Linked DNA regions of Homo sapiens: region 1 is linked to region 2. A link is a loop called in an ENCODE intact Hi-C map of the cell type or tissue named here. Cell type or tissue: endothelial cell of umbilical vein. All regions are shown on one strand. Each heading gives the region's core, and the rest is flanking DNA. Links, peaks and the distances in the headings are about the cores only.

The links. A loop is a pair of places that touch in the nucleus more often than their neighbours do. Peaks named below come from ENCODE experiments on the same cell type or tissue, not always from the same donor. Only the 100,000 strongest peaks of a DNase experiment are listed, where the experiment ranks them.
Region 1: it touches region 2 in a loop (6-fold over the local background); 2 of 110 quality-filtered maps call a loop at or near these places.

Annotation. Positions count from the first base shown.
Region 1 is chrX:34,295,474-34,307,064 of GRCh38, reverse strand. No RefSeq gene overlaps it. Among named protein-coding and RNA genes, the nearest start is that of FAM47A, 170 kb to the right of the region's middle. In endothelial cell of umbilical vein, for the core only: no CTCF peak of the experiment used is centred there; a DNase peak (open chromatin) is centred at 5,984.
Region 2 is chrX:33,332,140-33,343,730 of GRCh38, reverse strand. It overlaps a transcript of DMD not described here. Among named protein-coding and RNA genes, the nearest start is that of DMD, 130 kb to the right of the region's middle. In endothelial cell of umbilical vein, for the core only: no CTCF peak of the experiment used is centred there; no DNase peak of the experiment used is centred there.

The DNA.
Region 1 (11,591 bases), core at 2,194-10,193, 960 kb before region 2:
TGAAAATTAAGTACTCCAGAAAAGGTCTTTAGAAGTATGTTTAGCAAAAGACATTGCTGAATTTCCTCAGACTGGGGTTGGGAGATGAAGGTTTGTTTTCACTGTCAAGGAAACGTCAGGAAGTTTTAAGGTAAAAGTTTTCATATTAATCTTAGTCTGCCTGCCTGTCCTTACCTTAAATCTTTAATACTGAATTTTTTCTTGATCGATGTCCTGATGTTAATCTATGAGACTCAATACAAAGATGGGCATTGAGCTTTTATTTTAATTCTGCAACCCACAAATTTAGATTTGAAGCTTGATCCTCAGCCATGTCTGCTCTATGGCTACAAAACCTGAGAAACATTTAAGTCCCTCATAGGGGCTGTCTATGTCTCTTCCCATGCGTTGATCTGAGAGGTTTAACACTCAACTTATCATTTGCATCTTGTAAGCTCTCTGGTGTTGTCAGAAGCAGCTAATGTACCCCACAGTGCTTATAGATATTATTACCACAATGAACACAGTAGACACTTGACCTCCAAAAGGATTTTATTTGACTGGCAATTTATCCAAAACAAACACTGGTGGTAACTTAAATAATCATGCTTCCACTGGTTGGAAGAAGTGCTTGTTTTCTTTACATTGGTACTGAGGTCATTACTACATTCAAGCTCAAAGAGATAAACAACAATTCTGTAGTCTTATTTTGAAGGTTTGTTTCCTGGGACTAATCAATTAGAGTTCAGGAAGGACGGATGGTCTGCTTCAGGAAGTTTAGAAAGCACATTTTAATACAATAACCTTTTCTTTTCAAAGATTGGCAAAGCGAAAGAGTCAAAATGGGGATAAGGAGGCTACTCAGAGTTTGGCAAGAGGGAATTCCCTAAGCAAAATTGGAATGGGTGCTGGTGATTCTGGTAATATAGAGGGAGAAAATCTCTAACAGGAATTGTACCCATGAAGGAGACAAAGCCTCAGATGTAGATGTCTATGCCCCTCAAGGAAGGAGGGCAAGCCGGGCGTAGTGGCTCATGCCTGTAATCCAGTACTTTGAGAGGCCAAGGTGGGAGGATCGCTTGAGGCCATGAATTCAAGACCATCCTGGGCAACATAGTGAGACCCTGTCTCTACAAAAAGTGAAAACAAAACGAAACAAAACTATGATGGCATGCACCTGTAGTCCCAGTTACTTGGGAGGCTGAGGCAGGAGGATCACTTGAAACCAGGGAGTCAAGGCTGCAGTGAGCCATGATCACACCACTACACTCCAGCCTGGGCACAGAGTAAGATCCTATCTCAAAAAAAAAAAAATTAAAAAAGGAGGGCATTCTGTGTTCTCCTTTATTCCCTCCTTCCATTATCTCATCAGTGCTTCCCTTTGGTCAAACCTAATGGGAAGCTTATTGTCAAGGCATACTGGAAAATTCAATTTTGTGAGGCTATCCTCTACAATAAAAATCAGAGAAAAGGGATGGAGACATGGTCTTAAAACAAAAACAAACAAAAATTATACAGTTCCACCTCCCAAATCATTAACACAAGCGTGCCCTTGAAACAAACTTCTCACATTCCAGTTTAGTTGTTCAAATCGCAGCTGTACCATGATTGTACTTTGAAACAAGTCTATTTTCTTCTTTATTTTCTCCTAATATTGCCTTTACATCCTTCCTTATTATTTTAGATTCCAATGCCTATTATTTCTGATTGTATTCTAAACTCCCTTGCTCTAGTGTCTTTTCATTGTATCCAAACATGGATAAACCCGAAACCACTGCTTTCACTTTTTTTGACCTCTACCTTTAAAAGGCTACCTGAGAAAATTACATAAAGGTTTAGATTGTTTCCTTTATAAATTCATGATCAGTGACATCAAAGATCCTTCAATATTGACCTTTAATTCTGCTTCGTTTATCAGGAACAGTCATTACATTCTTTACAATGTGTTTTTCTATCATTCCACACTATCTTTAACTGTCTATATTCCCACCATTTGCTGTACTATCAGGAGATAATCTCTTCTAATTCACAGAAAAGAAAATAAAAGACATTAGAGAGGAAATTTTCTGTTAGTGAACATAATGCATTTACCAGCTCTGCTCCCATCTTTATCCCCTTTGGTCATTTAATAGAACAAAAGCCCTGTTTATACTAAAGGCAATTTCTTCAATCCTGCTTTGGATTACATCTACTTCTACCTTCTCAGAATCCTTATATTATTTAATATATTTTTCTCACCCTTCCATTAGCATTAAAACATCTTCCAAATTAGGGAAAAAACGGTTAAAAAGAAGAATAAAACAAAGAAGAAATGCAAAATCAAACTCACCATTTTTCCACACATCCTCTGCTTTGATTATCTTTCCCCTCTCCTCTTTTTCAAAACCATAATTTTTCAATTCCTAAGAAATGTTTTTTTCTGTATTCAGTATCTTCACTTCATCACCTACTCATTCTTTAGTCTACTTCTAACAGAATCCAGCCTTTACCACTCCAATAAAAAACAGTTTATTACTAATTTCCAAGTTCATAGAAGCAATGGGTAGATATTATCTTCTTTTTTTTTTTTTTTTTTTTTTTTTTTTTTCCTGAGATGGAGTCTTGCTCTGTTGCCAGGCTGGAGTACAGTGGCGCAATCTCGGCTCACTGCAACCTCCACCTCCCGGGTTCAAGCAATTCTCCTGCTTCAGCCTCCCGAGTAGCTGGGACTACAGGCACGTGCCACCACGCCCAGCTTAATTTTTTGTATTTTTGGTAGAGACAGGGTTTTACCATGTTGGCAAGGATGGTCTCGATCTCCTATTCTTGTTGGCTTGGGCCTTGGGGCTCTATGTCCTCAATAAACTAAAAGATACAATCTTATAGTTACTTGATCTGTAAGTAGAATTTGCTTCCCTCTTTTAAGTTTAATTTTCCTTGGGCTAAGACTCTCCTGGTTTTCGCTTATCTCTGTGGTTGCTCAATCTCCATCTCTTTTGCAGATACATCTTCTTTCCAAACATTAAGTGTTGAAATTTTTCAAAATTCAATTCTAGACTATTATATTCTCTCACTTTAGTAGCATAAAATATGTGGGTTTCTATAAAATTATCAAGATATTTTATGGAAATATAAATTCTTTCCACAGCTTTAATTTCCACCCCCATGAAAATTGGACATACATGTACAATAAGTCCTCTTTTAACATTGTGGATAGATTTTTGAAAACTCTGACTTTAAGCAAAACTATGCATAATGAAACCAATTTTTCCATAGGCTAGTAGATATAAATAAGAGATAAGTTCTAATGGACTATTTTTGGTAACAAAACCATCACCAAACTTATAAATAAAAAACAAAAACACTTCTAATATTAAACATTGAAATAAATGTGAGCTACACATACATTTAAGTTAAATTGATAAAATCAAGTAAGATAGTTAGTGATCCACTTTTTTTTTTTTTTTTTTTTTGGTGAATCAGTGAATGATGGCAGTCACAGCAGTGATGGGTTAAATTATGAAATAAATGTTTGCAAAGTGAAAATTTTCAGGAGTACCCCCTTGTACCATAAAGTTCAAAAACAAATAATAGGAAATATAGCATGCTCCCTGAGCACTTTTGGCATGATAATAAATGTGCATTTGTAGGATTGTCATGTACTTAACAAATTTTTACTTGACAATAATTTGTACTCATTCATTCATTCATTCATTCATTTTCCATCCTGCTTATTTCATTTCAGAATGGTGGGTGATGGGAACCTATCCCAGCATCTCAGGGTTCCAGGCAAAAACCAGCCCTGGCAGGGAAGCCATCCAATCGTAGGTCACACTCACTCACACACTCATACTCACTCAAACTGGAACCATGTAGACATGCCAATTCAGCTAATGTGCACAGCTTTGGGATGTGGGAAGCAACCAGAGTATGAGGCCAAAACCCACACAGACATGGGGAAAATGTGCAAACTCCACGTAGACTGTGGCCTCAGGTGGGAGTTAATTTTTTTTTCTCATCAACTTTATGACTAAATGATGTTAAATTAAACTTCGTTATTTGAGGACCTGCTGTATCCAAGACCTCAGTTTTAAATTCTGTATATCCAGTACCTATTTAACATCTCAACCTGTTTATTTTAAATAAACATAAAACTCAACATATGCATGCTCTCCCGCAACCTCTAATCTGTCCTGCTCCATCTTTGTTTGTCTTAGTGTATGGTGGCACCATTCATTCAGTTATATAAACCAGAAGTCTAGCCATTAACTTTGACTTCACCCTCTCTCATCATCCACTATATCCTATCAATTGCCAATCCTATCCAATTTACCTCTTAGATACTTCTTTATTCACTCTTATCTGTCATTCTAATTGGTAAATTAATGCATGAATCTAAATTTCCCCACTTGCTCTGCATGGTGCCTATAATTTTTGTGGCTGAAAGATTTATAAAAAATATTTGTGTTTGTCTTTCCTGTATTTTTCCCTTCTCTTCCTCCATTCTCCCCTCTCCATTTCCAGCATGGATTCAAGACTCCCTAAAAGTCTGTGCCTTAAGAAATGTTCTGCTGGAACATGTGTTGAGGTGTCAAGAAAGTGGCTAAAAGGCAATTGGAGGGCCAAAGATCATAGAATACAACACGCAGTGCTTGACACCACCTTTCTGCTGGATAGGGCCCTGGGGCTGTGTCCAGTTGTTACAAGGAAATAACTGAGGAGTGATATAAGGAAGCCATGTAGTAAGCATTATGTATTTGTCTTGTTAAATATTTCAGGGTCGGCTAGGCGCGGTGGCTCACGCCTGTAATCCCAGCACTTTGGGAGGCTGAGGCGGGCGGATCACGAGGTCAAGAGATCGAGACCATCCTGGCTAACACGGTGAAACCCCATCTCTATTAAAAATACAAAAAAAAAGAGCCGGGCATGGTGGCGAGCACCTGTAGTCCCAGCTACTCGGGAGGCTGAGGCAGGAGAATGGCATGAACCCGGGAGGTGGAGTTTGCAGTGAGCCGAGATCGTGCCACTGCACTCCAGCCTGGGTGACAGAGCCAGACTCCGTCTCAAAAAATAAATAAATAAATAAATAAATAAATAAAATTTAAAAATTAAAAAAATAAATATTTCAGGGTCTCAAACACTGCACTAAAACATTTAGCAATGGAATATAAAGTCACAGTGAGAAACAGTGTGAAATGGTCTCAGGAGACTGGAGAGACCTCCATAACAAATTCATGTTACAGGACTTTTATACAACTCTGGTTGTATGATGTACTCCAAATAGTGACTGAGGCTGACTTCTCCATCTGCTCATTTGTTTAAAAGCTGACATTCATTTAATCAAATAAAGAATCACTAGGTTTAAAGTTGCAACTCATAACTGCTTACTTTGTGAAAAATAGTTATAGCTAAGTCATGGCAGCTGTCATAAATATATGGAAAACACTTTGCCTGTATATTTTTCACTAACTGGAATAATACTCTTTCAACAAAAAAACTGAAAAGAACGAACTAGGGAACAAAACATTTTTATCCTTCAAGACATTCTGTTTAGAAAGATCTTTGTAAGCTGTCATCTTTTGTCTCTGGTAGAAAGGAAAATACAAATAATCTGGAAATATAGAGATGGGTTTCTGTACCTAAAACCACAGATTTTGTTTCCAATAAAGTGAAAAATATTATATCATATAGTTTATTTTTTATTATATAGAGCTAATTGCCCTTGTGTTCTTAGTGGGGAAGAAAAAAAGAACCCCAGTATAGATAGATTTTCCATGATGAAAAGGGAATCATGACCATCTGTATTTCCAAAGGGAAAGTGAAATTCCAAATATTCTGTGCCATAAAATGTTAAATTGAACATTTTAAAATAGTCTCTCAATATTTTGGACCCAATGCTTTGAAACTTTAAAATTAAGTATGATATATACATAATTTCCACACCTTTAAAATGAGTTGTTAAATTGTTAAGACCTTTCTTCAAAATTAAGACTTGCTAGTCAATCCTAAAAATAGCCTCCAGAGGGCGACCAAGTTGCATCATGGCAAACAAGCACATCAAACTGTAGCACTGCCTCCAACAACAGCATGGATTTAGTTAACATATGAAAAGCCAATAATAATGGTTAATCCTTGAAAAAAAAATATACTTTCACCTGAAGTGTGAATAGCTCTGCAAAAATTGAGTGTTTGTGAGGAAACCACCTGTAATTTGATGCATTAGCAGAGCAAAGGCCTTTGATCAGAAAAACTTGTCATCATTTCATGCAAGTTCCAATCAATTTCTCTGCTCATTGAAGTCTACTTATCCCAAGCACCTTGTTGTAGCAAACAGAGTATAGATCTTGAAGTTCGGTAGACTTAGATTCAAAGGCAGCTCTGCAATTGGTTGTTACCTTGTAAACAAAGTTTAATCTGAAGATAGGGTAGATAATATCTTCTTCATGCTTCATGGTTGTTTGAGAATTACATGAGATAAATATATGAAAACATTGACCCACAATGTGGGCAAACATCACCTCATTCTTGTTTATTTCGTCCCTATCTTTTTTTTTTTCTCCTTTACCTAGAGAAAGATAAAAATAGGATCAAATTATGTTATTCACTTCAAGGTTTTAGTGATACATATTACTTTCCCATTATTTGTCTTCAAAATATGTTTTTAAAAACCACATGGAAACAAAGTAGTGGTTACATTTAAATAATTAATATTTCTCCATTCTCTCAGACAGAAATACATCTAATAAATGTTGTTGGAGGTTTGCTAGTCCTCGACTGGTTAATGACTATTATCAATCTAGTAATTCGAATTGGTCATCCATTCAATTGGCTTTCCCCTTATACCAATGGGTTATTATTTCCACTTATTTCATTTATATTAAAGCCACATCCCTCTGAGAAAAATAGTTGAGTTTACCTTGTATTTGCCCTTTCTTATTCTTCCTGACCTATATCTAACCAGCAGACAATTTCTGTTGATTATTTTTACACATTTTCTCTGCTACACCTTTAGATTATGACCTTATATGACCTTCTACTGGTCTCCTTAATTTTATTCACTGATCAAGATGTCCTTAATGTTCTCCTCAGCTTGACTAAATTTTAGACAGGTTTCTTCTTGACTGTAGGTCCCTGACCTTTCTTTTCTTAAGGCATTTACTTTAGAAAAAGTACAATTGTAAATTCTTTGCCCCTCTGAGATATAAATCCCCCAGCGTCTTCTGACTTTTATAACCCAGGAATGTCTTTCTCAAGGACCTGGAAGCCATCCCTTTGAAATGTAAACATCAAGAAAGATAGCACCCCTATTTTCAGTCTCTGTGGGAGGGTAGGAGCCTAACTTAGATAAGCATCAATTAGCACACACAGATGGCCTAATCACATTGACCAACTTCCTCCCTGAGGTCCTCCAGTTCTTTTCCACTAGCTATCTTTGGCACTTAACATCTCTCCCATTTTTCTACATCAGCAGAGTTGAGTGCAATCTCTCTTCCTTTTGTAATCATCTTGACTCCTGTTGCAATATTCTTCCTTGCCCGTTTACTCAATTTGGTGCAGTTTTTCTTTGACATCATTCCTTCACCAAACCCATACTGCTGAATTTCAGATTACTCTTTCCAAACTTTGAATCACTCTGTATTTCCTGTTGCATAAACCCCACCATTCAAACTCATCCACCATCTTGTACCTTCAAAACTCATTCTCAGAATTCCACTTCCTGAGTTCCCTACTCCAATAAAACTAGTCCATTAGCTTTGTAAATGTGGCTACTATTTCCTCACTTTGAAATCTTTGCTTGTGTCCTTTCTATTAAATATATTTTGAAATTTTATTTTATTGTACCTGCTCATAGATAAAAATAAAATAGAAATCACATCAAGTCTCTACAAATGGGAGTTTGATAGTGGAAATTAGTAGCACCAGTGATGAAATTGCTGAGAAGTAAAGAAGGGCTAGCAGGATAATGGAGGGATTAGCAAGAACAGGAATCTACTTCAATCAACTCCTATACTGGACAGTTAAGGAGAAGATTGTGAGGGAGCCCAGGGCCAGATAACCTGGTCAATACTGGACCATACGTGTTTTGTCTCACACATAGTAGAGCCAGGGAGGTTACACAGTGGCTGCTGGAAGAGGTAACCAAAGTAGAGAGACAATGGAGAGAAATCTCTTAGCTTCTTTCTAACCCGTCATATCCCATCAGTGTCTCTATTTGGCTGAATCTGGTAAAAAGTAAGCTGCATGTATGGGTCTGCTATCATGTGACACAAAATAGAGACAAGAAAGAACAATGAATGAATCTAAGACAAACAGACTGGAACCAGTACATTTGCTTGAATGTTGTACAATAGCCTATTTTCAAACTATGGTCTTTTTATTTATATTCCCTATATTCTTGACCAATTGTTTTATTCCCCTAAGTTCAAATTTCCTCATCTTTGAAAATAGCATAATGATAGTTCCTAGCTCATCGGGTTGTTTTGAATATTAAATGAAATAAGACAGATAAAGGGTTAACATTGAAATTATTATATAGGACATGCTCCAAAAATGAACTTCATCATGATTGCTTTGTTGTTATTATTATTAAAATTGCTGTTGTTATTGCTATTTTAATCACCTCTTCAATTTTCTGCCAAGTAGAATTTTATTTCAGTGTCCAGTTTAAATGCTGTCTGCTCCTTTTAACTTCTACAATCATTTTCTCCAAAAAGGATTTGTTCCTACTCTAAATTCCTATACTATACATTATGTGCTTCATTTATTTGACATTCATCTGTGGGTTTATTTGACTATACGCTTTCCATTATAACCAAACTTTAAAATTCTAGAGCATAAGGACTATTGTTTATGTATTTGTGTATCTCCCATAGGATTTAGTACAGTGCACTATCCAGAAAAAGCAATTATTGGAAATGTGTTGAGTGAAAAACTTAATCACTAAGTTTACTGTAACTCTACTGACATATGGACAAAGCTCATAACTATTTGGGCAATGCTGTGAAATTCTAGGCTTTATAATTTTTAGAATTTATTTACTTTCATATGGGATTTTGTTTTAAAAGATACTGTAAAAATAACTTGAAAAAAATTTAGCTTAAAGAGATTAATAAATGGTTTGCCATTTGTTGCATTTTTATACTTATTTAGAACTGCCTCTAGAACTCCCAGTATGTCAGCATGTGTAGCTACAGAGCTTGTTAGCAGAATACAGACACCTGCTATTTCTGGTACTTATAACATGAAAAAATATGATTATATTAATAACGCCGTGCATTTTATAGTGCCCTATCATTATTTCAGAGAGTTCAAACTTTCTCATGTAGTCATATAAAGTAGCAAGGGAATTCACATTATATATGCAATCCCAAAGGGCATTTTTGATCACTTTGAATTTTACCAACCATATTACTCAGGGTGGATTAATAAAAACATGTATAGGGGCATGGCCCTGAGATTGGCTTCGAGTAAGACAGAGACAAGGACATGCAGAGATGAAGATGAGCTTCACAAATGAAGAAACAAGGAATCTGGAATAGAGTTGTCTGAGGAGTAAAAATCAGCATAGAGAAGAGAAAAACTGCAATAGAGGAAAGGGAGACTGGAGTGAGAGTGGTATGAAGGCTCGTTTCACGTTCTTTCTCGCATCCATTTTCCTCTTCCTTTGGCTATTTCTCTCAGCTACTTTTTAAACCACATATCCCTAAGGGTGATCTTCAGTTGGGAATAGAAAAGGGTGGCTGCGTAATACAAATGTGCTATCATTCACTTCTGTCCTTAGTTACAACACTCTCACCCTCTCTGCACCTCCACTCATCAAACCAAAATGAAACAAGACTGGCAGTGGCGAAGGCAGGCCGAGCCTTGCCGGTGAGTTCTGAGGAGGAGGATCCCAGTGGGATGCGGAGTGAAGAGGGGGCTGTAAATGCCAGAGTGATTGGAAAATGTCAGTTCCTGTGGCTGCACCAAACTGGAGTGTCACCAGCATTACAACAAAACAAAATACAAAAATATATTGCCAGGGAGACTGTATGTCGGAGTTAGCTTTACTTCTTAACACCTTTATTAGTCTTCTGGAAGTTTTCCTGATGCAGTGAAAATACATTAAAATTGGGAACCACAGGTACATAATGATTGCAGCAGCTTAATTCAGTAGCATTGTTTCAGCCTTCACTCTTAGGCTTTACCATTTAATTTCTAGAAATGTGTTGAATTGCTTTTGCCATTTCTTAGATTTTTAAATTGAATATAGTGTAAGTTGGGACCTAGTCAAGCTCGTATTCCTGTCTCTAAAATCCAGTCATTTAATTCTAATTTTAGCTAGGCACCTTGTCCTTATTTCTCCAGGCAAATCAAGAAATCTCAATGTAATTTATTTTGAAATAATAAAAATAGGTGTTTATTATGGATAATAAACAGACAGGAAATTGTATGTGTATAATTATATATGCATATATGTGTGTGTGTGTGCGTGTGTGTGTGTGTGTGTGTGTGTGTGTGTGTGTGTATATATATATATATATATATATATATATAAATTCTTGTTTCTTACAACCCACCCATATAAAACCATTGTACAGTGAATCAGGCCAAAAGGAAATCAATATTCTAGTGATCTTCTAGAGAATACAGGGGAACCAAGCTGTAATAATATTTCCTTCCCACTATTCATATCTTGGGTCTATGGTGTAAAGCTAAAACAATAATAAACTACTTTTGCCAAAGCCACATACAGTAGATGAAAAATGACTTCTGTTAAAAAGATTCACTATACTCAGTGCAATTTGAACAGATGGCAAAGATCAAGTTTACCAACCCTCCTTTCCTCTGACTGATTTCTCCTGCTTCATCCCTGTTAAAGGCATGAATCTTCTGTTATATTCCAGTAGTACTAAGTAATTTAAAAGTTTAGATGGCAGAGAGAGCCACTTTATTTCAGGCAGTGAAACATTTCTTTAACTGAATTTCAAAATTCACAAGAGTTATGTATTAGTCTGTTCTCATGGCTGCTATAAAGAAATACCTGAGACTGGGTAATTTATAAAGGAAAGAGGTTTAATTGACTCACAGTTCTACAGGGCTGGGGAGGCCTCAGGAAACTTACAATCATGGCAGAAGGGGAAGAAAACACATTCTTCTTCACATGGTAGCAGCAAGGAGAAGTGCTGAGTAAAAAGAGAAAAGCCCTTTATGAAATCACCAGATCTCATGAGAACTCACTCACTATCATGAGAACAGCATTGAAATAACCACCCCCATGATTCAATTACCTCCCACTGGGTCCCTCCCATGACACATGGGGATAATGCAAGCTACAATTCAAGATAAGATTTGGGGGGGGTGGTCACAGCCAAACCATATCATTCTGCCCCTGGCCCTTCCCAAATCTCATGTCGTCACATTTCAAAACACAATCATGCCCTTCCAGCAGTCCCCCAAAGTCTTAGCTCATTCCAGCATTAACCCCAAAGTCCAAGTCCAAACTCTCATCTGAGACAAGGCAAGTACCTTCCACCTATGAGCCTGTAAAATCAAAAGCAAGTTAGTTACTTCCTAGATACAATGAGAGTATAGGCATTGGGTAAATATACCCATTTCAAGTGGGATAAATTGGCCAAAATGAAAGGGCTACA
Region 2 (11,591 bases), core at 2,101-10,100:
ATATTTATCATTTCTTTGTAATGGGAACATTCCAAATCTTCTCTTCTGGCAATTTGAAATATACTATAAATTCATGTTAACTATAGCTGCCCTACTATGCTCTCAAACACTAGAATTTATTTCTTTTATCTAACTGTACTTTTGTATTGTACCCATTAACTATCCTCTCTTCATCCCCTTCTCTTCACTTCCCTTCTCAGACGCTCGTAACCACTATTGTACTCACTACCTCCATGAGATCAATTATTTTAGCTCCCACATATGAGTGAGAACGTGTAATATTTGTCTTTCTGTGCCTGGCTTATTTCACTTAACAAAATGTCCTTCAGTTCTATCCATGTTGTTGCAAATGGTAAGTTTTTTTTATATAAATGAATATTCCGTTGTGTGTTCCGTTGTGTGTGTGTGTATATATATATATATATATACCACTTTTTTATCCATTTATCTGTTAATGGCACTTAGAAAACAATTTCATTTACAGTATCATCAGGAAGAATAAAAGAGGAATAAATTTAACTAAAATGGTGAAATATTTATACAGTGAAAACTACAAAGCATTGATTAAAGATTTTTTTTTTTTTTTTTTTTTTGAGACGGAGTCTGGCTCTGTCGCCCAGGCTGGAGTGCAATGACGGGATCTCTGCTCACTGCAACCTCCATCTTCCGGGTTCAAGCGATTCTCCTGCCTCAGCCTCCCGAGTAGCTGGGATTACAGGCGCCCGCCACTACGTCCGGCTAATTTCTGTATTTTTAGTAGAGACGGGGTTTCACCATGTTAGTCAGGCTGGTCTCAAACTCCTCACCTAAGGTGATTCACCTGCCTCGGCCTCACAAAGTGCTGGGATTACAGGCATGAGCCACCGTGCGTGGCCTGATTTAAGAAATTTTAAAAGACGCAAATAAATGGGTGTATGTTCTGTGTTCATGGACTAGAAGGATTAATATTGTTAAAATGTCCATGCTACTCAAAGCAATTTACAGATTCAGCACAACCTCTATCAAAATGCCAATAGCATTTTTCATAGATTTAAAAAAAATCTAAAATTCAAATGAAACAACAAAAGAAAGAGAATAGCCAAAGCAATCTTGAGAAGGATAAGCAACATTGGAGGTATCACACTTCCTGATTTTGAATTATATGACAAAGCTTTAGTAATCAAAATAATATAGTACTGGCATAAAAGCAGACATATAGACCAATGCAACAGAATGGAGGGCCCATAAATAAACCCATTCATATATGGTCAACTAAATTTTGAGAAGGGCAACAAGAGTACACTATGAGGAAAGGATATTCTCTTTAATAAATGGTGTTTGAAAAACTGGATATACACATGCTAAAGAATAAAATTGGACCCTTACATCACACAACAAAAGTCAGCTAAAAATTGATTAAAGAATTAAATGTAAGACCTGAAACTACAAAATTCCTAGAAGAAAGTGCATGAAAAAATAAATTCTCGAAATTGGTCTTGGCAATGATTTTTTAGATATGACATGAAAAGCACAGACAGTAAAATCAAAATTAAACAAGTTGTACTACGGCAAACCATAAACCTTCTGTACAGCATAGGAAACAATTAACAGAGTGAAGAGACAACTGTGGAATGGGAGAATATATTAGCAAACCATATGACCAATATGCAGCTTTCATCCAAAATATATGAGGAACTCAGAGCTCAAGCAAAACACACAAACAAAAAACAAAAAATCTGATTAAAAATGGTCAAAGCCCCTGAATAGACAGTTCTCCAAAGAAGACATGCAAATGGCCAACAGGTATATGAAAAGATTCTCAAAAGCGCTAATCATCAAGGAAATGCAAATTAAAGCAACAGTGAAATATCACCTCAAACTTGTTAGGATGGCTATTATCAAAAAGATAAAAAAAATAACAAGTTTTGGCAAGAATGTGGATAAAAGGGAATCCTTATACATTGTTGGCGGGAATGTAAATTTGTATAGCCATTATGGAAAACAGTATGGAGATTCCTCAAAAAGTTAAAATACGAATGCCCTAGGATCAAATTACCACTCTTTTGGGTATATATAAAAAGGAAATGAAATCAGTATCTAGATGAGATATCTGCACTCCCATGTTCAGTGCAGAGTTATTCACAATAGCCAAGGCATGAAAACAACCTGAGTGTACATCAACAGATAAATTAATAAAGAAATTGTGATATATGTAAATATAATGAAATAATATTTAGCCTACAAAGGAAGGAAATCCTGCTATTTGTGATAATGTGGGTGAACCTGAAGAACATTACGCTAAGTGAAATAAGCCAGGCATAGGAAGAATAATACTGCATGATCTCACTTACATGTAAAATCTGAACAGTCAGCTATAAAGAAGCAGAGGGTAGATTGATTGTTACCAAGGGCAGAGGGAGGGGGAGAATGGGAAGATATTGGTCAAAGGACACAGAGTTTTCATTATCAGGATGAATAAGTTCTAGAGATCTAATGTGCAGGATAGGGGCTATAGTTAATAACACTACAGTATGCACTAAGAGAGTAATCTTGAGTGTTATCACCAAATACACAAAAAAAGGGTAACCATGTAAGAGGATGGATATGTTAATTACTTTTACTGTAGTAATCATTTCACTATATGTATATTGAAACATGTTGTACAACTTGTATACATTTTTACAAAAAATTAATTTTCACAAGCCTCAAGACAGACTTATGAATAGATGAAACAGAATACGGAAAATATCTGAAACAGGAAGGAGTCCAGCATTTTAGAAGAAAAAATAGAAGTCCATTGTGGCTGGAATAAAGTATAAAGAGGAAGAGAGGCAAGAGTTTAAGCTGGAGAGGCTAGTAGAAGCCAAGAATACAACAAAAAAAACACATGGCATTTATGCTATTCTCAATCTCTAAAATAGATATGCTAATCACCGAAGACTTTTTATGTAAAATAGCAGTAATTGATATACCAGTATTTTCAGAGTTGTGTGGAATGATATGTATATTATTTTAGAGAAATCTTGGTGGATTCATATGGACTCAACTTATCTTTCAGGTTTATTTCTTGCATTTATAAATTATATCTAATAAACTATAAGTTACTGATTGTTGTGTATATCTTGATATATAGGGATTATTTGTGTTTGTTATACAAAAATCAAATGGAAGTAGAATAGCTAAAATGTATGAGTACTTGCACACAAAGCACACACACACACACACACACACACACACACCATAACCCCTTAGGAAAACACTATTTCAGAATAGCGATATTGGCATATTTCACATATGCTAAATGAGTTATTCCTTATAGTTTCATAATGTAACTATGAAACCAGCTGTCTGTTTACTTTTTGTGGTAGGGGGGATAGCTTTCCTAACAAACTAAATACCTAATACAAATCTGAGAGGAAACATATGATTTTATTAATTTTTCTCATGAAAACACTTAAACTTTCTTGTGTTATAATTTCAAACCATAAGTGCCCCCAAGACAGGCAAACTTGGAAGTTTTAGAGAAAATTATACGGTATAATTGATAACAATTACAGTTTCTTTTAACAAATACTGATTCACGATTAGTATTTTTAAAATACAAAATGCATTTTCCTGAATAGCATTTATTTACTTGTTAAAGAAGTTGTGTAAGAGATTCAGCTAATCTAATTTCTTACTTTGTGAAGAAATCACTCATCTAAAGTCAAAATATCAAGTATAAAGTCTACCCTTGGGAGAAGCATACAGGGTGCCAGACTTTAAATATCTCCAGTGTGCAAAATAAATAATATTTTCTTGAAATATCCTCTTATTTGAAAATTTGCTATAGAGTCACAAGAGGCAAATTCCATTTGAGAAAGTGCATGCTATATTTTACAACGCAGAAATGTGGAGCTGAGCACACAACATCTTATTGCAAAAGTACAATTCAGAAGAGAGTTTTTACCCTTAAAAGGCTGTGAAGATAAGTAAAAATCAGCCAAAATTTCAGTGTGAATAATATGATGTTTGGCGAGGAACTCTACTATTGTTACACTTAGGAAAATAATCTAATCCAAAGGCTTTGCATCTGTACAGAAGAGCGAGTAGATACTGAAAGAGATTTGCAGATCCACTGTTTTTTAGGCAGGAAGAATGCTCGTTAAATGCAAACGCTGCTCTGGCTCATGTGTTTGCTCCGAGGTATAGGTTTTGTTCGACTGACGTATCAGATAGTCAGAGTGGTTACCACACCGACGTTGTAGCAGCTGCATAATAAATGACTGAAAGAATCATGTTAGGCATGCCCACCTAACCTAACTTGAATCATGCGAAAGGGGAGCTGTTGGAATTCAAATAGACTTTCTGGTTCCCAGCAGTCGGCAGTAATAGAATGCTTTCAGGAAGATGACAGAATCAGGAGAAAGATGCTGTTTTGCACTATCTTGATTTGTTACAGCAGCCAACTTATTGGCATGATGGAGTGACAGGAAAAACAGCTGGCATGGAAGGTAGGATTATTAAAGCTATTACATCATTACAAATACAATTAGAAGCTGGCCATGACAAAGCATATGTTTGAACAAGCAGCTGTTGGTAGCTGGGGTTTGTTGCCGAGCTCTTCAAACTCTGCAAACAGTGTTGCTTTTACAGAATGGATTTTAAAATTGCCTTGTGCTGCGTTAGATTTTGGGGAGGGGGTGTGCTTGCCTCCAACCTCAGGAAAACACTTCTGGGATAGAAATCAGTGTTAGAAGATTTTAGAATAAAGTATTGTTCAGGAGTCTAGGTTTCTTCAGGTAGATGATGACAGGGGGAAAAAAATCTTCGGGGAAATCTACCCCAGATTAGTTATATGCAATTTAGTTGCAAGAACTGATTGATGTATTGGCATATTCAGACAGTGAGAGAAATGAGAATGTACAGAATGTTTGGATAGGTTGAAAATTGTTATACTTGGTTTCTATTTTATAAGGAGTTTGGCTGTCAGTCATTTCTCCTCATCAATTTCTAGCTTTTGACATTTATTCAGTCATTCTGCATTATATGAAGAAAATATATCAATATCTCCTGCAGGGTTTTTCAACAACTCTAGCATCTGTTTCAGCTATTGAACTGTATTCACGTTTTGCCAAGTTGATGTCGACCCAGCTGGTCTATGATTTCTCGCTTGATTACTGCTCTTAATTTCTCTGTATCAGCTTGTTTCAGATAGGGCTTTGAAGGCTGTTAATGAAAAATGACAGAAGTGATAAATTATTGAAAATGTGAGCATTTATTTATTTATTTATTTATTTATTTATTTATTTTGCCCTTTAATGAGTTTTGTCTTACATTCTTTCTTGCCTGCGTACGATTTTTAGAACCCTTTCTCTGTTTTGCAATATTTCTTTCCCCTACAATCAGTGGATTATAATTATAAGTACTTTTAAGCAAATGGAGCATGAGCATGGACAGTATTTGGCTCCAAAAATAAAGTTTTTGGAGAAAGGGGAGCAATTTATGCTTTTTGTATAAACTATGCATCGTTTCTATAACCTATCTTCACATGCTGTCATGGGGATCTGTCAGTGACTGTAATCAGACTGAACATATTGAAATAATCTTTATCACCACTAGGGTAACAAGCAAATAAAACATTCAAACATTTAACAAGTGATTGTTTAAAACAGATGTTAAATAATATAGAAATAGATTTTCCTAAGTGTGAAAAGCCTGATTATTAACTGTCTATGTAATACAGAATCTTTCGGCTCTCTACCCAGTCTCCTCCATAGCCTGAGGAGCTAAATCATCCAAGTTAATAGACTATCATATATGTACATCTAATATGACCTTTCAGTGTACACAGTGCTACTCGTATGTGCTGTGCCTTTTCTGTAGTAATTGTAATATCCCAGTCAGTCTGGTTAAGGAACACTATTGGCTGTTATGTAACTTTTTTTCTGAATGTTAGTCCATGGTTTTCAATTACGTATTCCTCTTAGAAAGGGTGAGTTAAAAACAACATGTATTTAAATATCAGTAAATTAATTAGCAAGTGGTGGGCTAATTACACTAGGATTTCTCCAAAATAATTGCTAACTTCTGTTTTGAAAAATAGTCAAGGATTTGGATGACTACTTTTTAACCTTGAAGCATACATTACCGTGGTTGAATATCATTCATAATTCATATATACAGCAGGAAAGAAAATAGTTTTCTAGATGTATCATTTTAGCAGCAAAGAATTTTTTTTTATAATGTGGTTCAGGCACTCTGATTATTTCCGTTTAATACTTTTAAGTACTGTAGATGCTTTTGTATAGTGTGTTACAGAACTTGGTTAATCTTTGGGAAGCTCAAAGACTGACAGAATTTTGCATCCAAATGCTACAGGGTTATTTTGTGGTTGGTTGAGAAAATTCAGCTCTGTCTATACTGTTGTTTAAAATACAGCCCTCTTTGGCCAATGTTACTTTTCAACTTTTTATAACCGTTTTAAGTGACCATTCAAGACTGTAAAAACTCTTTTACACTGCATCTTTAGTAGGACTCTCCTTTTGTGAATTGTCTCCTTCGAAAAAATGTGAGCTTCCTTCTAGCCTCACTCTCTTGTTACCATAGTTACTTTTAAAAGAAGGTTTTTCTTTTTCAATGAAGATAGCGTACTTTAAATCAGCCACTGGAATCCCCAAACTGTGTTTTTGTATTTTTTAGTTTATAGTTTAGGCTTGCTTCATTTGCGGTTAGAAAGTGCTCTGTATTTGGTCCCACTGATGAATGGATTGGACAGACGCTAGGTGGCACCAGCTGTTGATTATTAATGAAATCGTAAAGTCTATATGCCACGCACCTGAAGAGCAGGCAAACCCTTATTGATAAATGCATTGTAAGAGCTGGAAATGTCTGCCAATATTTCTTGCTCTAAAACAGGGTCAGCCTGCAGAGTGATGAGACCACGTGAAGTCTTCAAATCCCAATTGCTTAATCCTGTGTCTTCTGAAGTGCTTTAAGGAAGAAAAAACGATGAAGGAGAAATGCATAAAAATAGAAGGTGTGAAAGAGAAGTGGGACACAATGAAATAGACTGCAAACATTTTAATATATTTTTAAATCCAGAATTAGTGACTTTTATAAATCTATGTGAGTTTTCCCCAATTCTCTCAAACTCAGATTGTTTTCTCTAAGGCATTTATATTCTAAAACAATTATTTATCTCTTTTAGGTAAAAATTTTATTGAGCATCATTATTTTTTAAGTAAAAAAATCTCCCTTATTTCTCTTTTTGTGATAAGACTGTCAAGTGAAATTTCCCACATGAGCTAGAGTAGCTGCCTCTCAGGTGTTGCTCTTCAGAAAGATGAGCAGGGGAAGACACTATCGGTTAAGAAATATGCTTTGAAATGTTTTGCCTGAGAAGCTTGCTCCATCCTATTATCCTCCCATTCTCATATAATCCATCTTTTAAGAAGGAAAAAGCAAATAAAAACAAACCACTTAAGCATGTGCATACACACACACACACACACACACACGCTTTGGAAAAAAAAAAAAGTCAGAACTGTTTAAAAAGAGAAAGCCACGACAATATTTTAGTTGGTCCTGGAGTTAATAAACTAAAGTGAAAAATAGGAAGGAAAGTCCATAATTAGATTGTGGAGAGTAAATAATTACTTAAAACTGGAAATATTTTTCCAGAAAAATATGCAATATTTTTTCTTCACTGGGAGTAACTGACAATTCCTGAAGAAGGTGAGATGGTTTAGAAAGAGTGCAAAGATAATATATGCTGTGATTCTCCAATGTTATCTGAAAAGTATGTAATATGGCTAGTTATCTTGATTATAGCATGGACTTTGGTAAAGATTTTTATGATGCCCATATGGTGAAAATGGAGAAATATTTGCTGTTTGACATAAGAGTCTGGTCAATAAATCAGCTGGCTAAATGACCCTGCCTGTGATGTATCAATTAATGAATCACAGTAAACCAGGAAGAGGGCCTTTCACAGGACTATAGCATAGTTCTATAAAATTGGTTCCATCTGACTTGAACCTAATCTTCTGTAATGTGCCTTATGTCTCTGTTCTTGAACCTACTTGGCCTGTGAAATATTAATGTCCAAAAACTGAAGGACGATCCAGATAGCCTGTCTATCTGGGAAGCAGAACAAATACATTGAACTATTAGGGTACCAAAGGATTATGACCACCTAAAAACTGTGGTGAGGTCAAAGAGAATAATTGTAATAGGAATAAGTATAACATCCTAAGCTAAGGTTCATAAAATCAATCTGGCAAGTACAGGACATGAGAGAGTTAAAGCTTAGTAATAATTAATTGAATAAATCTTACTGATTTTGTTGGTCATCATTATTATCAGTCATAATTCATATGACATCAAAATACAATGAAACAAAGTAATATTGTTAGACATGTATCCTGAAAAAGGAAATGAAAAAAATGAGAACGAATTTTAGAAGGATATATATGATATAATGGTGTGTGTGTGTATATATATGATAGGTATGGTATATGTATATATTATATGTGGTAATATATACATATTTTAGAAGGACACCATGATCTAAGAGGAACCTTAACATTTGGGGGTATGTTCAGTGAAAAGTGTCTGAATGCTAAAAGGTCCTACAAACTATAACATTTGAGGGGCATGGAAAGTACTAGAAAAGTGAAAAGTTGAAGAATACTTGAAGGAAAAAAGTAGAGAAAATTAAGCTGATTTCAAATATTCGATGTGCTATAATGCAGAAGAGGGTTTAGACTCACTTGCACCTCTTTGGTAGCAATGGAAAAGTATTCTTCCAGTTAATGTTGTGAGCAGAGAATTGATTACTTTGTGAGACACTGCACTCCTTATTCCTAAAGTGTTCAGTGCTAAGAATGGAGTTTCTGCACTAAATGGAAATTGAAGAAGATGTCTGAGATAATTTTTAACTAAGAATCTGTGAGTCCAATCATTTCTTTTAAAAACATGTTCTTTTTTTTAGACATTTATTTCTCTGAGGGTCTCTACTACTCCACTCGCATCATCCAGGCTAGGGGTCAGTAAATGATAGTCCACATTGTCACATCTATTACTGTTTGACCAGTCATTTAAAATGGTTTTCACGTTTCTGAATTGTTTCATTTCAAGAATATTTCTGACACATGAGATTATATAAAATTTCAATTTAAGAGTCTATAGTTTATTTGGAAGACAGCCACACCCATTTATTTGTTTATATGCTATATAGGACTCCTTTCATGCTAAAACACAGTTGAGTACTTATGACAGAGACCATGTGGGCCACAAAGCAGGAATATTTACTATCTGGCCCTCGATAGGAAAAGTTTGCTCACCTCATCTCTAGACTATAAAGAAATTTTGTTTTTTGCTTATTGACTCAAGTATCTAAACAAGCAATGTAACAGTTAAATAACAGTTCTATACCATAAACAGAAATTGTAACCACCCATACTACTTAAGTACTAGAGACTTGGAAAAGTAGTTCAAATATGCAGCCTAACAGATAAAGATGGTTTCATTTGGCTGTTAGTCTATTGAGATAATTTACTTGTTGAGGAATGTTTATTTAATGTTTCCATAAAAAATTGAAGTCTCTGCAATCATTGACTTATATATAATATCTGCCTAGTTTGACTCCATTAATCTTGCTGAATTTACCTATTTGGTAGGATTCTGTTATTTTTATTGCTGCTTTTCCGTTAGTGTATGATTTCAGTAGACTTACAGAAAGGGTGAAAGTCAATGGAAAACAAGGTAAAGTGAGTGGAATTTTCTTCTTGCAGCTACCCTCTTCTCTCTTCGTGGGTTTATAGACTCTCTCAGCAGCTTTGGAATTGCAGTTTTAGAGACTTACTTTTATAACATTATGAGTGTGTTCTTGATCAAATATGTTCTAGAAGGGATCAAGATAAAACAAATGCACTGCACTATAAAAGAACAGTTAAGGGTTTTAGTAAATGATTGATAAGACATGCTAAATTTAAGAATTAGCAATGAGTTATTTATATTTTCCTGAACATAGGGATATGAGAAGGGATTTTTTTTCATGTCATAGGAGAAACTATAATCAAATTCTAAGCATAAAGCTGAGGGATTCTGAATTTACCACCAAATATTACAATCTCCATAGTTCCATAATGTGCAACTAAAATCCCCACATTTTTTTTCTAGGGAAAGATATAATTTCTGCTCACTGGTAGCGCTGGAAATTCCTGTAAAACCCATAGGATTCTTATTGTATTTCCATGAGGATGTTCCTGAGCAGCTACTTTGTGATGCCTGTCTCTATGGTAACAGACACAAGGCTTAAGGGTCTGAAAGAAATTCTTCCTGTTGGCTTAGGAATATGGAGCAATGAGGGAGACCCACTGAAGACTATAAAACTGAGGAAAGGCAAAAGAGGCAATTGAGAAAAAGTTGTCGTGGGGGAGCTTTTTTTGTGTATTTGAAAATAATTTCACAATTTCATTTGCTCTTAATATATCTCTGAATGAAATAAGAACCAACATACAAGTAAAGTTTTACAGAAAGAAAAAATTCTGTGAAAGTATTGTTTTTTAACCATCTAGTCAATTTTATGTAATTGAAGTCACACAGATTTTTTCTTTAGTTGGCTTGCCTTTCGCTACTCAAGAAAAGATTGCTTCTTGCCTGAAATTGGTAAGAGGACGGCTCTACCCCTGGCAAATTTAGTTCTTGTTACTGCTATCAAAGATCTTGATCTTTTAAAGGACTTTCTTTTTCCTGATTCCAAGGGTAAGAATATTGAACTCTGGTTCACATTACTCATAATCACTGAGCTTCTCAGGGAATTATGAAAGTACACTAGCCTTCCAAGATGTTCTTTTTTAGGTCTATTTCTCTTAAAGACCAGTAATAAATAGAGCAAATAGTACTGCTTATTTGAAAATTGGGTATTTCGTAAGAGGATGCTGGGTGAGAGTTTGTGTTTTTACATGTTTTACTTTGTTTCTCTTATTAAAATAACAAAAAAGCAAACAAAAAGCTCCTAGAAGTTTAAAAATATTTGATTTTCCATTTATTTGACTTCATCTTACTTTCAGCTTAGCAAATAGGGACACATCACATTTGAATTGTTTTAGAAAGGAGATAAATATGACTCTCCTTTCCCTTAGATTCAAAGTATATGTTCAAGGTGTCATCAAATAGCCAAAAGTCTTTAAAATATTTATGCTATGTAAATGTCCTTCAGGAAAATATAAGTCAGAGGGAGGAGATGGCCGTCTTAGTATAAAGCTCTCATGTGTATTTGCAGTGTTAACATGAGTGTTGATGTTTTATTTATCTTCTTAACATGTTATATCTGCACATGTCTTCATTTGTTATATGTTAGGGTCAACAGAAAAAATAATAAAGTTATTGCAAGTAAGCAAAAACTTATAACCTGATCAATAAAAATTAATATTTTAGGTTGGAAGATAAACACATCTCAAATGTCATTTTATAAGATCAAGTTAACAAATGTTAGCATGCTTAAAGCTTTAGAGGAATTAAATCTTTTTATGGTTTATTTTCTGACCTTGAGAAATTTATAGACTCTGTGCAGATATATGTTTTCACAAATTTAATCCACTCTATATAGATATTAGTAAAATGTA